Linked DNA regions of Homo sapiens: region 1 is linked to region 2. Evidence: read pairs that join two places in POLR2A ChIA-PET (ENCODE). Cell type or tissue: K562. All regions are shown on one strand. Links, peaks and the distances in the headings refer to the core of each region. The heading gives the core; the rest is flanking DNA. Region 1 has its middle 8.6 kb from the start of ASH1L. Region 2 overlaps GON4L (gon-4 like).

The links. ChIA-PET counts read pairs that join two places held together with the same protein. Peaks named below come from ENCODE experiments on the same cell type or tissue, not always from the same donor. Only the 100,000 strongest peaks of a DNase experiment are listed, where the experiment ranks them.
Region 1: POLR2A ChIA-PET joins it to region 2 with 5 read pairs; 2 of 35 experiments call an interaction of 5 or more read pairs at or near these places.

Annotation. Positions count from the first base shown.
Region 1 is chr1:155,567,499-155,575,226 of GRCh38, forward strand. It overlaps a transcript of MSTO1 not described here and the pseudogene LOC101929703. Among named protein-coding and RNA genes, the nearest start is that of ASH1L, 8.6 kb to the left of the region's middle. In K562, for the core only: no CTCF peak of the experiment used is centred there; a DNase peak (open chromatin) is centred at 2,913.
Region 2 is chr1:155,822,685-155,826,684 of GRCh38, forward strand. The region is part of intron 3 of GON4L (gon-4 like); the gene reads right to left. Among named protein-coding and RNA genes, the nearest start is that of GON4L, 33 kb to the right of the region's middle. In K562, for the core only: no CTCF peak of the experiment used is centred there; no DNase peak of the experiment used is centred there.

The sequences.
Region 1 (7,728 bases), core at 1,036-5,035, 250 kb before region 2:
AGACGGGGTTTCACCGTGGTCTCGATCTCCTGACCTCGTGATCCGCCCGCCTCGGCCTCCCAAAGTGCTGGGATTACAGGCGTGAGCCACCGCGCCCGGCCTAATTTTTGTATTTTTAATAGAGACAGCGTTTCGCCATGTTGGCCAGGCTGGTCTTGAACTCCTGGCCTTAGGTGATCCACCCGTCTTGGCCTCCCAAGTTCCTGGGATTTAGGCATGAGCCACTGTGCCTCGCCAAGAGCCATTAAAAATATTGGCTGGGCGTGGTGGCTCATGCCTGTAACCCCACACTTTGGGAGGCCAAGGCAGGTGGATCACCTGATGCCAGAAGTTCGAGACCAGCCTGGCCAACATGATGAAACCCCGTCTCAACTAAAAATACAAAAAAATCAGCTGGGCATGGTGGTGGGCGCGTGTAATCCCACCTACTTTGGGAGGCTGAGGCAGGAGCATCACTTGAACCCAGCAGGTAGAGGTTGCAGTGAGCGGAGATTGCACCATTACACTCCTGCCTGGGCAACAAGAGCGAAACCCTGTCTGAACAAAAAAAAAAATTATTTATTTTATTTTATTTTATTTTATTTTATTTTATTTTTTTTGAGACGGAGTCTCACTCTATTGCCCAGGCTGGAGTGCAGTGTCACGATCTGGGCTCACTGCAACCTCCGCCTCTTGGGTTCAAGCGGTTCTCCTGCCTCATCCTCCCAAGTAGCTGGGATTACAGGTGCCCGCCACTGTGCCCAGCTAATTTTCGTAGTTTTAGTAGAGATGGGGTTTTACCATCTTGGCCAGGCTGGTCTTGAACTCCTGACCTTGTGATCCACCCACTTCAGCTTCCCAGAGTGCTGAGATTACAGGCATGAGCCACCGCGCCCAGCCAAAAAAAATTTTTATTTAAGACGGAAGAAATTTGAGATTTTTGTTTGGGTACAGGTTGAGTTTTTTTTGTTTGTTTTTTGAGATGCGGTCTCACTCTGTTGCCCAGGCTGGAGTGCAGTGGTGTGATCTCAGCTCACTGCAACTTCCGCCTCCCGGATTCAAGTGATTCTCCTGCTTCAGCCTCCTGAGTAGCTGGGATTACAGATGCTCGCCACCACACCTGACTAATTTTTTGTGTTTTTAGTAGAGACAGGATTTCACTATGTTGGCCAGGCTGGTCTCAAACTCCTGACCTTGTGATCCACCCGCCTCAGTCTCCCAAAGTGCTGGGATTACAGGCATGATCCACTGCACCCAGCCAGTTTTTTTGTTTTGTTTTGTTTTGTTTACGAAAATGTTTGGGAACAAAAATGTTTTGAATTTGAGATTTGAGCTACTGCCCCCGGCCTTTTTTTCTTTTTCTTTTTCTTTTTCTTTTTCTTTTTTTTTTTTGAGAAGGAGTCTCACTGTGTTGCCCAGGCTAGAATGCAGTGGTGCAGTCTTGGCTCACTGCAACCTGCATCTCCCGGGTTCAAGTGATTCTCCTCCTGCCTCAGCCTCCTGAGTAGCTGAGATTCCAGGCACCCACCACCATACCCAGCTAAGTTTTGTATTTTAGTAGAGCCGGGGTTTCAGCATGTTGGTCAGGCTGGTCTTGAACTCCTGACCTCAAATGTTCCACCTGCCTCGGCCTCCCAAGGGTTTTTTATTTTTATTTATTTATTTATTTATATTTTGAAACAGAGTCTTGCACTGTCACCCAGGCTGGAGTGCAGTAGCGCGATCTCAGCTCACTGCAAGTTCCACCTCCCGGGTTGAAGCCATTCTCCTGCCTCAGCCTCCTGAGTAGCTGGGACTACAGGCGCCCGCCACCACGCCCAGCTAATTTTTTGTATTTTTAGTGGAGACAGGGTTTCACCATGTTAGCCAGGGTGGTCTCGATCTCCTGACCTCATGATCCGCCCATCTCGGCCTCCCAAAGTGCTGGGATTACAGGCGTGAGCCACTGCGCCCGGTCTTTTTTTTTTTTTTTTTTTTTGAGACAGATTCTCGCACTGTCACCCAGGCTGGAGTGCAATGGCGCAATCTCAGCTCACTGCAACCTCCCCCTCCCGGGTTCAAGCAATTCTACTGCCGCAGCCTCCCGAGTAGCTGGGATTACAGGTGCCCGCCACCACGCCTGACTAATTTTTTGTATTTTTAGTACAGACAGGATTTCACTATGTTGGCCAGGCTGTTCTCAAACTCCTGGCCTTGTGATCTACCCTCCTCAATCTCCCAAAGTGCTGAGATTACAAGCATGATCCACTGCACCCGGCCAGTTGTTTTTTTTGGTTTTTTTGTTTTTTTAGGTTTTTTTTACGAAAATGTTTGGGAACAGAAATGTTGTGGATTTGAGATTTTGTTGGATTTTGGAATATTTGTATTATACCTACTGTTTGAACATCCCAAGTTTGAAAATCTGAAACCTTAAGTGTTAACATGAGCACCTTAATAAAGTTTGGACAGTATTTCTTTTATAAACAATATTATTGATATTGCTAACTATTAACATTAGAAATGAAAGTCGAGAAAGATAATTACCTGGAACGTTAGTACCCAGAAATACCCAATTGTGTTGGTATTTGTTTTAAGTTTTCATTTTTATGCATCTCCACCTCAGAACCATAATCTAAATTTACAGTTGAATTCATTTCAATACCTCAGTGGTGTACCATTGAGTCCTAAAATTCTAGAATGTTAATCCCAGTCATGTGTGTACACTAACATGCCTTTTTTGAAGTCTTTTGAAACCTATCAGATACAGTGTGGAGTCCATTTTGCTGAAGAGTATCTAGAATATCTGCTACCCTAAGAAGCAGTCATAGTCCCTTCCATAGTAGTTTAAGTTTTAAATTGTCCACTGTTCTGAGTAACGTGATGAAATTTTGCACCACCCTGTCCTGGATATGAATCAACATAACCACGCTGTACGTGCTCCCATTGGTCAGTCATTGACATCATCGGCTTTTGACATCCATCTGTGGACATCAGCATGACTCAGTGATTCAGGATCACCCTAAGATGATCCCCCTTCTTAGGTATAGTCAGAAGGTTGATATTAGCTACATCAGAATTCCTAAGTCATTCACTTTATCTTATCTTATAAGCGTTTTATCATCTCACTTCAACACAAGAAGGGTGAGCACGGTACTATGAGATATTTTGAGAATGAGCGAGACCATGTTCACATAACTTTTGTATGGTATATTGTTCCGTTTTCTTATTGGTTATTGCTGTTCATTTGTTACTGTGCCAGATTTATAAATTAAACTTGATTATAGGTATATACCTATAGGAAAAAACTGTGTGTGTGTGTTTGTGTGTGTGTTTATTTATTTAGTGATCAGTACTCTGTATGGTTTCAGGCATCCCCTGGGAATCCTGCAGTGGGATCTCCCGAGGATAAGGGTGGACTACTGTATTTCCTTCCTTCTTGCTTTCTTCATTGCAGAAGAGCTAATGCAGCTTTAAAAGCTGGGGAGCTTTAAAAAGTGTATATTGTATCATCACTTGCACTGTTATCAGAATTGTAAACCACATGCATTATTTCTAGCAAAAACACCTATAGCTACAAGACTGAGGTTGGCCGGACACAATGCTCACATGTATAATCCCAGCACTTTATGGGAGGCCAAAGTGGGAGAATTGCTTCAGGCCAGGAGCTGAAGACCAGCCTGGCAACATAGCCCCATCTCTATAAAAAAGTAAAAATTAGCCAGTCATGGTGGTACATGCCTATAGTCCAAGCTTGTCGAACCTGTGGCCCATGGGCTGCATACAACCCAGGACGGCTTTGAATAGGGCCCAACACAAATTGATAAACTTTCTTAAAACATTAAGAGCCTTTTTTTTCTGTGATTTCATTGTTGTTGTTGCTATTTTAGCTCATCAGCTGTTGTTAGTGTTGGTGTGTTTTATGTGTGGCTCAAGACAATTCTTTCGACGTGGCCCAGGAAAGCCAAGATTGGACACCCCTGCTGTAGTCCAAGCTCCTCAGGAGGCTGAAGGGAGAGGATCACTTGAGCCCAGGAGTTCAAGACTGCAGTGAGCGATGATACCACTGCACTCAAGCCTTGGAGACTGCAGGAGACCCTATCTCAAACAAAAACCTTAGAGCTTGGAGAAGTTAGCACTGTTGAAGTTTGTGATAATCAGTAAATTTCAGAACTCTTTTACTTTTATAGCTCTAACATTGCTCTAGGAATCCAAACCTGGGGAGATAGATATTATTAAGATGAGAAAATACAGCATAAGGAATTCTGCTTTTTCTCTCTGAAATTATGAAAACAATGAAATTACTCTTTGTGGCTTGGCATGGTGGCTTACGCCTGTAATCCCAGCACTTTGGGAGGCCGAGGAGGGCAGATCACTTGAGGTCAGGAGGTCAGCCTGGCCAACATGGTGAAACCTCATCTCTACTAAAAATACAAAAATTAGTCGGATGTGGTGGCAGACACCTATAATCCCAGCTTCTTGGGAGGCTGAGGCAGGAGAATCATTTGAACCCAGGAGGCGGAGGTTGCAGTGAGCCAAGATTGCGCCACTGCACTGCAGCCTGGGCGACAGAGTGAGACTCTTGTCTCAAAAAAAAAAAAAAAAAGAAATTAGTCTTTGTGAGCCAAACTTTTCCTATGGGACTTGGGATTTAGGACAATCTCAACCTCAACACTGTTGACATTTGGGGATGGATCATTCTTTGTTGTGGGGGACTCCCTGTGCATTGTAGACTTTAGCAACATACCTGGCCTCTACTCACTCGATGCCAATAGCATCCTCCCTTCCCTCCCTCAGCTGTGACAACCAAAATGCCTCCAAACATTCATTGTCAAATGTTGGGGGAGGGGACAAAATCCCCCTGGTAGAGAACTACTAATTTAGAGAAAGAATTACTGATCATGAGGAATCAGTCTGGGTTTAGTACAAAAGAAAGTCATGACAGACAAATATATCCTTCTTGTTAGAATTCCTGGAATGGCCGGGTGCGGTGGCTCACGCCTGTAATCCCAGCACTTTGAGAGGACAGGCTGGTGGATCACGAAGTCAGGAGTTCAAGACCATCCTGGCCAAGATGGTGAAACCCCGTCTCTACTAAAAATACAAAACTTAACCAGCCATGGTTTCGGGCACCTGTAATCCCAAGCTACTCGGGAGGCTGAGGCAGAGAATTGCTTGAACCCGGGAGATGGAGAATTTTTTTTTCTTTTTTTTGAGATGGAGTTTCGCTCTTGTTGCCCAGGCTGGAGTGCAATGGCATGATCTCGGTTTGCTGCAACCTCCGCCTCCTGGGTTCAAGCGATTCTCCCACCTCAGCCTCCCAAGTAACTGGGTTTGCAGGCATGCGCCACCACGTCTGGCTAATTTTGTATTTTTAGTAGAGATGGGGTTTCTCCATGTTGGTCAGGCTGGTCTCGAACTCCCGACCTCAGGCGATCCACCCGCCCTGGCCTCCCAAAGTGCTCAGATGACAGGTGTGAGCCACTGCGCCAGTCAAAAAAAAGAATTCTTAGAATGGTAGATCAAATTCCATTATTGGTATGTCCTCATTAAAGTTAGGCATTTGATAATCTCGCACAGTGGCTTTTTGGAGAAATGTATACTGAATGTTTAATTGGTTGAATAACCATACCCAAAGGCTACATGTTAGCAAAATGGGTTGAAGTTCCCTTAACCATGGACATACAGGCAGTGGTTATCACTCTTGGCTGCACATTGGAATAAGCTGGGGAGCTTTAAAAATATTGATGCCTGGGTCACTATCAGAGGCTGATTTAATTGATCTGAGGCACACTCTGGGTATCAGAATTTTTAAACTATACCCAAGTGGGCCAGACAGTGGCTCACATCTATAATCCCAGCACTTTGAGAGGCCAAGGCAGGTGGATCGCTTGAGCCCAAGAGTTTGAGAGCAACCTGGGCAACATAATGAGATCCTTTCTCTACAAAAAAGATAGAAAAATTAGCTGGGAATGGTGGCACACGCCTGTAATGCCAGCAGTTGAGAGGCCAAGGTAGACAGATCGCTTGAGCTCAGGAGTTTGAAACTAGCCTGGACCACATGGCGAAACCCTGTCCCTACGGAAAAAAAAAATACGAACTGACCAGGCGCAGTGGCTCACGCCTGTAATCCCAGCACTTTGGGATGGTGAAACTGGCTGATCACCTAAGGTCAGGAGTTTGAGACCAGCCTGGCCAACATGGTGAAACCCTGACTCTACTAAAAATACAAAAATTAGCTGGGCGTGGTGGCAGGTGCCTGTAATCCCAGCTACTAGGGATGCTGAGGCAGGAGACTTGCTTGAAACCAGGAGACAGAGGTTACAGTGAGCCGAGATCACGCTATTGCACTCCAGCCTGGGTGACAAAAGCAAAACTCCATCTCACAAAAAAAAAAAAAAAAAAATTACAAACTGTACCCAGGCTATGCTAGGCAATCGTATCCTGTTAAATAGTTGTATCAATGACTTGAATGAGATCGATGTGGATATATTTTTCAAATTTATACCTTTTGCAAAATTTTTAAAGGGTGGGTAATATGTTGGTGACAGATTTTAAAAAACAAAAAGATCTTCAGATGTGGAATCTTCTGTTGGATCTTATAACAAAAAGAAGACATTAGGCTGGGTGCAGTGGCTCACGCCTGTAATCCCAGCACTTTTAGGAGGCAGAGGCAGGCATATCGCTTGAGCCCAGGAGTTGAAGACCAGCCTGGACAACATGGTGAAACCCCATCTCAACAAAAAACACAAAAATTAGCCAAGTGTAGTGGCATATGCCTGTAGTCCAAGCTACTTGAGAGGCTGAAGTCCAAGGATTGAGGTGGAGATTACAATGAGCCAAGATCACGTCATCACACTGCAGCCTAGGTGACAGAGCAAGACCTTGTCTCAAAAAAAGAAAAAGACATAGCAGAAAAGCTGAGGAAATCCAAATAAAATCTGTAGTTTAGTAAATAGTATTGTTCCAACTTTAATTTCTTAATTTTGATAACTGTCCTATAGTTGTATATATATATATAGACATATATATAACATTAAGGAAAGCTGAATGAAGAGTGTACGAAAGCTCTTCGTACTACGTTTGCAACTCATCTGTAAGTTTACATTGGTTTGTTTGTTTGCTTGCTTTCAAATAGGACCTCACTCTGTTACCCAGGCTGGAGTGCAGTGGTGCAATCCTAGCTCACTGCAACCTCTAGCTTCTTGACTCAAGGGATCCTCCTGCCTCAGCCTCCTGAGCAGCCAGAACTACAGGCACAGGCAACTATGTTCAGCTAATTTTTTTTATTAGTAGTAGAGATAAGGTTTTCCTATGTTGCCCAGGCTGGTCTCGAACTCCTGGTCTCCGAAAGTGCTGGGATTACAGGCCTGAGCCACCGTGCACAGCCTCCACTATCTAATTTTAGAACTTTTTCTTTTTTTTTTTTTTTTTTGAGACGGAGTCTCCTGTTGCCAGGTTGGAGTGCAGTGGCACTATTTCGGCTCACTGCAACCTCCACCTCCCGGGTTCAAGCGATTCTCCTGCCTCAACCTCCCGATTAGCTGGGATTACAGGCATGCGCCGCCATGCCCAGCTAATTTTTGTATTTTTAGTAGAGACGGAGTTTTGCCATGTTGACCAGGCTGCTCTCAAATTCCTGACCTCGGGTGATTCACTCGCCTCAGCTTCCTAAAGTGCTGGGATTACAGGTGTGAGCCACCATGCCAGGCTAATACTTGTACTTTCTATGAGTAAAAATAAATGAGTTCTTTGACCCTCAAAAAAAAAAAG
Region 2 (4,000 bases), core at 1-4,000:
GCCAATGTTTGAGAAAGGGGGATAGCAAAGGGGAATTAGGCAACTTTTGGGGTGACAGAAATGTTCCACGTTGGTTGTGGTAGCAGTTAACACAACTGTATATATTTTTCTTTCTTTTGTTTTTTTGAGACGGAGTTTTCGCTCTTTGTTGCCCAGGCTGGAGTGCAATGGTGCAATCTCGGCTCAGCGCAACCTCCGCCTCCTGGGTTCAAGTGATTCTCCTGCCTCAGCCTCCCGAGTAGCTGGGATTACAGGCATGTGCCACCATGCCCGGCTAATTTTGTATTTTTAGTAGAGATAGGGTTTCTCCATGTTGGTCAGGCTGGTATTGAACTCCCGACCTCAGGTGATCCACCTGCCTCAGCCTCCCAAAGTGCTGGGATTACAGGCATGTGCCACCACGCCCGGCTAATTTTGTATTTTTAGTAGAGATGGGGTTTCTCCATGTTGCTCACGATGGTCTTGAACTCCTGACCTCAGGTGATCCACTCGCCTCAGCCTCCCAAAGCTCTGGGATTACAGGTGTGAGCCACCGTACCTGGCCCAACTGTACATATTTTTCAAAACTCATCAGATACATTTTATTTTATATCTCAATAAACCTAATGAAACTTACCACATTAACAAAATGAAAGAGAAAAAAACATGATCTTAATAGAGATAGGAAAAAGCATTTGATGAAATTCAATATATGAAAAAACTCAGAAAACTTAGGAAAATTATTTCCTTAACCTAAAAAATATTTCTATGAAAAGCCTATAACTATCCTCATATATAATGAAGGAATACTGAACATTTTCCTGTTTTGTCCAGAAATAAGACACAGATGTCGACTACCACTACTACTTACAACCTACATAGCAATGAAGGTCTAGAATATGCAATAAGAAAAATTACGTGTCCATTTTAAAAGCATTTGCCAAAGTGAGGCTGGACGCAGTGGCTCACACCTATAATTCCAGCCCCTTGGGAGCCCAAGGCAGGTGGATCACCTGAGGTCACGAGTTCAAGACCAGCCTGGCCAACATGGTGAAACCTCGTCTCTACTGAAAATACAAATTAGCCGGGCATGGTGGTGTGTCCCTGTAATCCCAATTACTCATGAGGCTGAGACAGGAGAATCACTTGAACCCAGGAGACGGAGGTTGCAGTGAGCCGAGATCACACCACTGCACTCAAGCCTGGGCGACGGAGCAAGATTCACACACACACACAAAAAAACCATTTGCTAAATCAAATAAAGAAGTCTTTAGTCATGTGTCTGTGTTATGTTTCACAATAAAAAATTTAGTATTTCAAAAGAATTTTAAGGATGCCCAAACTTATAAGCTAGCATTTCCACCCAACGAAAAAGAAGTACACATGTTCAGCAAAAAATCTATAGAATGTTCACAGCAGCACCACTCACAGTAGCCCACAACTGAAAAGTATCCAAATGCTCATCAAGAATTGAATGGGGCCAGGTGCAGTGGTTTGCACCTGTGACCCAGCACTTTGGGAAGCCAAGGCGGGCAGATCATTTGAGGTCAGGAGTTCAAGACCAGCCTGACCAACATGGTGAAACCCTGTCTCTACTAAAAAAAAAAAAATAATACAAAAATTAGCCGGCCATGGTGGCACGTGCCTGTAGTCCCAGCTACTTGGGAAGCTGAGGCAGGAGAATTGCTTGAACCCAGGAGGAAGCGGTTGCAGTGAGCCGAGATTGCACCATTGCACTCCAGCCTGGGTGACGAGAGCAAAACTCCACATCAAAAAAAAAAAAAAAAAAAAAAAAAAAAGGCTAGGCACGGTGGCTCATGCCTGTAATCCCAGCACTTTGGGAGGCTGAGGCAGGCGGATCATGAGGTCAGGACTTCGAGACCAGCCAGACCAACATGATGAAACCCCATCTCTACTAAAAATACAAAAATTAGCAGAGGAGTGGTGGAGCGCACCTGTAATCCCAGCTACTCAGGAGGCTGAGGCAGGAGAATCACCTGAACCTGGGAGGCGGAGGTTGCAGTGAGCCAAGATCACACCATTGCACTCCAGCCTGGGCGACAGAGTGAGACTCTGGTTCAAAACAAAGACTCTGTCGCAAAAAAAAAAAAAAAAAAGAAGAAGAAGAATTGAATGGGTAACAATGGGCACAAGGAAGCAAAAAGAAAAAACAAAGAGTTGAATGGATAAAGAAAACGTAAAGCAAACCAGGTGAGGAGGCTCATGCCTGTAATCCCAGCACTTTGAGAGATCAAGGAGGGACTGCTCGAGCCCAGAAATACAAAACCAGCCTGGGCAACATAGTGAAAACCGTCTCTAAAAAAATAATAATAATAAAATAAAAATGAAAATTAGCCAGGCATTGTGGCGTGCACCTAGAGTCCGAGTTGCTGGGGAGGCTGAAGTGGGAAGATCACTTGAACCTAGGAGTTCAAATTGCAGTGAGCTATGATCATGGCACTGAACTTCCAGCCTGGGTGACAGAGCAGTACCTATCTCTAAAAAAAAAATTAAAGAAAAGAAAACATACATAAACTATTCAAACAACAGAATGATATACAGCAATAAAAATGAACAATCTACAAGTACATCCAAGAATATGGATGAATTTCATAAAACAATGTTGAGGCCGGGCACGGTGGCTCACGCCTGTAATCCTAGCACCTTGGGAGGCCGAGGCGGGCAGATCACCTGAGGTCAGGAGATCGAGACCAGCCTGGCCAACATGGTGAAAGCCCGTCTCTACTAAAAATAAAAAAACTAGCCCTGCATGGTGGCCGTGCCAGTAATCCCAGCTACCCAGGAGGCTGAGGCAGGAGAATCGCTGGAACCCGGAAGGCAGACACTGCAGTGAGCCGAGATTGCGCTACTGCACTCCAGTCTGGGTGACAGAGCAAGACTCTGTCTCAAAACAAAAAAAAAAAAAATTGAGAGAATAAACGCAGTCACAATGCCAGGCACGGTGGCTCACACCTGTCATCCCAACACTTTGGGAGGCTGAGGCAAGAGGATCAATTGAGCACAGCAGTTTGAGACCAGCCTGGGCAATATAGTGGGGCTCCGTCTCTACAAAAAAAATTTTTTAATTAGCTGGCTGGGCCGGGTGCGGTGGCTCATGCCTGTAATCCCAGCACTTTGGAAAGCCAAGGCAGGCAGATCACCTGAGGTCAGGAGTTCAAGACCAGCCTGGCCAACACGGTGAAACCCCGTCTCTACAAAAAATACAAAAATTAGCTGGGCATGATGGCAGGTGCCTGTAATCCCAGCTACTAGGGATGCTGAGGCGGGAGAATCGCTTGAACCTGGGAGGCGGAGGTTGCAGTGACCTGAGATCAAGCCATTGCATTCCAGCAGCCTGGGCAACAAAGCAAGACTGTGTCTCAAAAAAAAAGAAAAAAAATTAGCTGGCTGTGACGGCACGCGCTTATAGTCCCAGCTACTTAGGGCTGAGACAAAAAGATCACTTTAACCCAGGAGGTCAAGGCCACAGTAAGCCGTGATGGCACCACTACACTCCAGTCTGAGTGACAGAGTGAGACCCTGTCTTTAAAAAAAAAAAGGCAGTTATAAAATGTACACACGATTCCATTCAAATAAAAGACAAAAAGACAGAACAACTGGCTAGGCGCAGTGGCTCACACCTGTAATCCCAGCACTTTGTGAAGCCAAGGTGGGTGGATCATCTGAAGTCAGGAGTTCGAGACCAGCCTGGCCAACATAGCAAAACCCTGTCTCTACTAAAAATACAAAAATTAAGCCGGGTGTGGTGGCAGGCACCTGTAATCCCAGCTACTCCGGAGGCTGAGGCAGAAGAATCACTTGAACCCAGGAGGCAGCGGTTGCCGTGAGCCGAGATCACGCCCCTGTACTTCAGCCTGGGCGACAAGAACAAAACTCCGTCTCAAAAAAAAAAAAAAAAAAATTGAACCAATATATGATGCTAGACATCAGGATAGTGGTTAACCTATGGGTAGAGGGTAATTGAAAGGGAAGACAAGATGGACTTCTGGGTATTGATAAC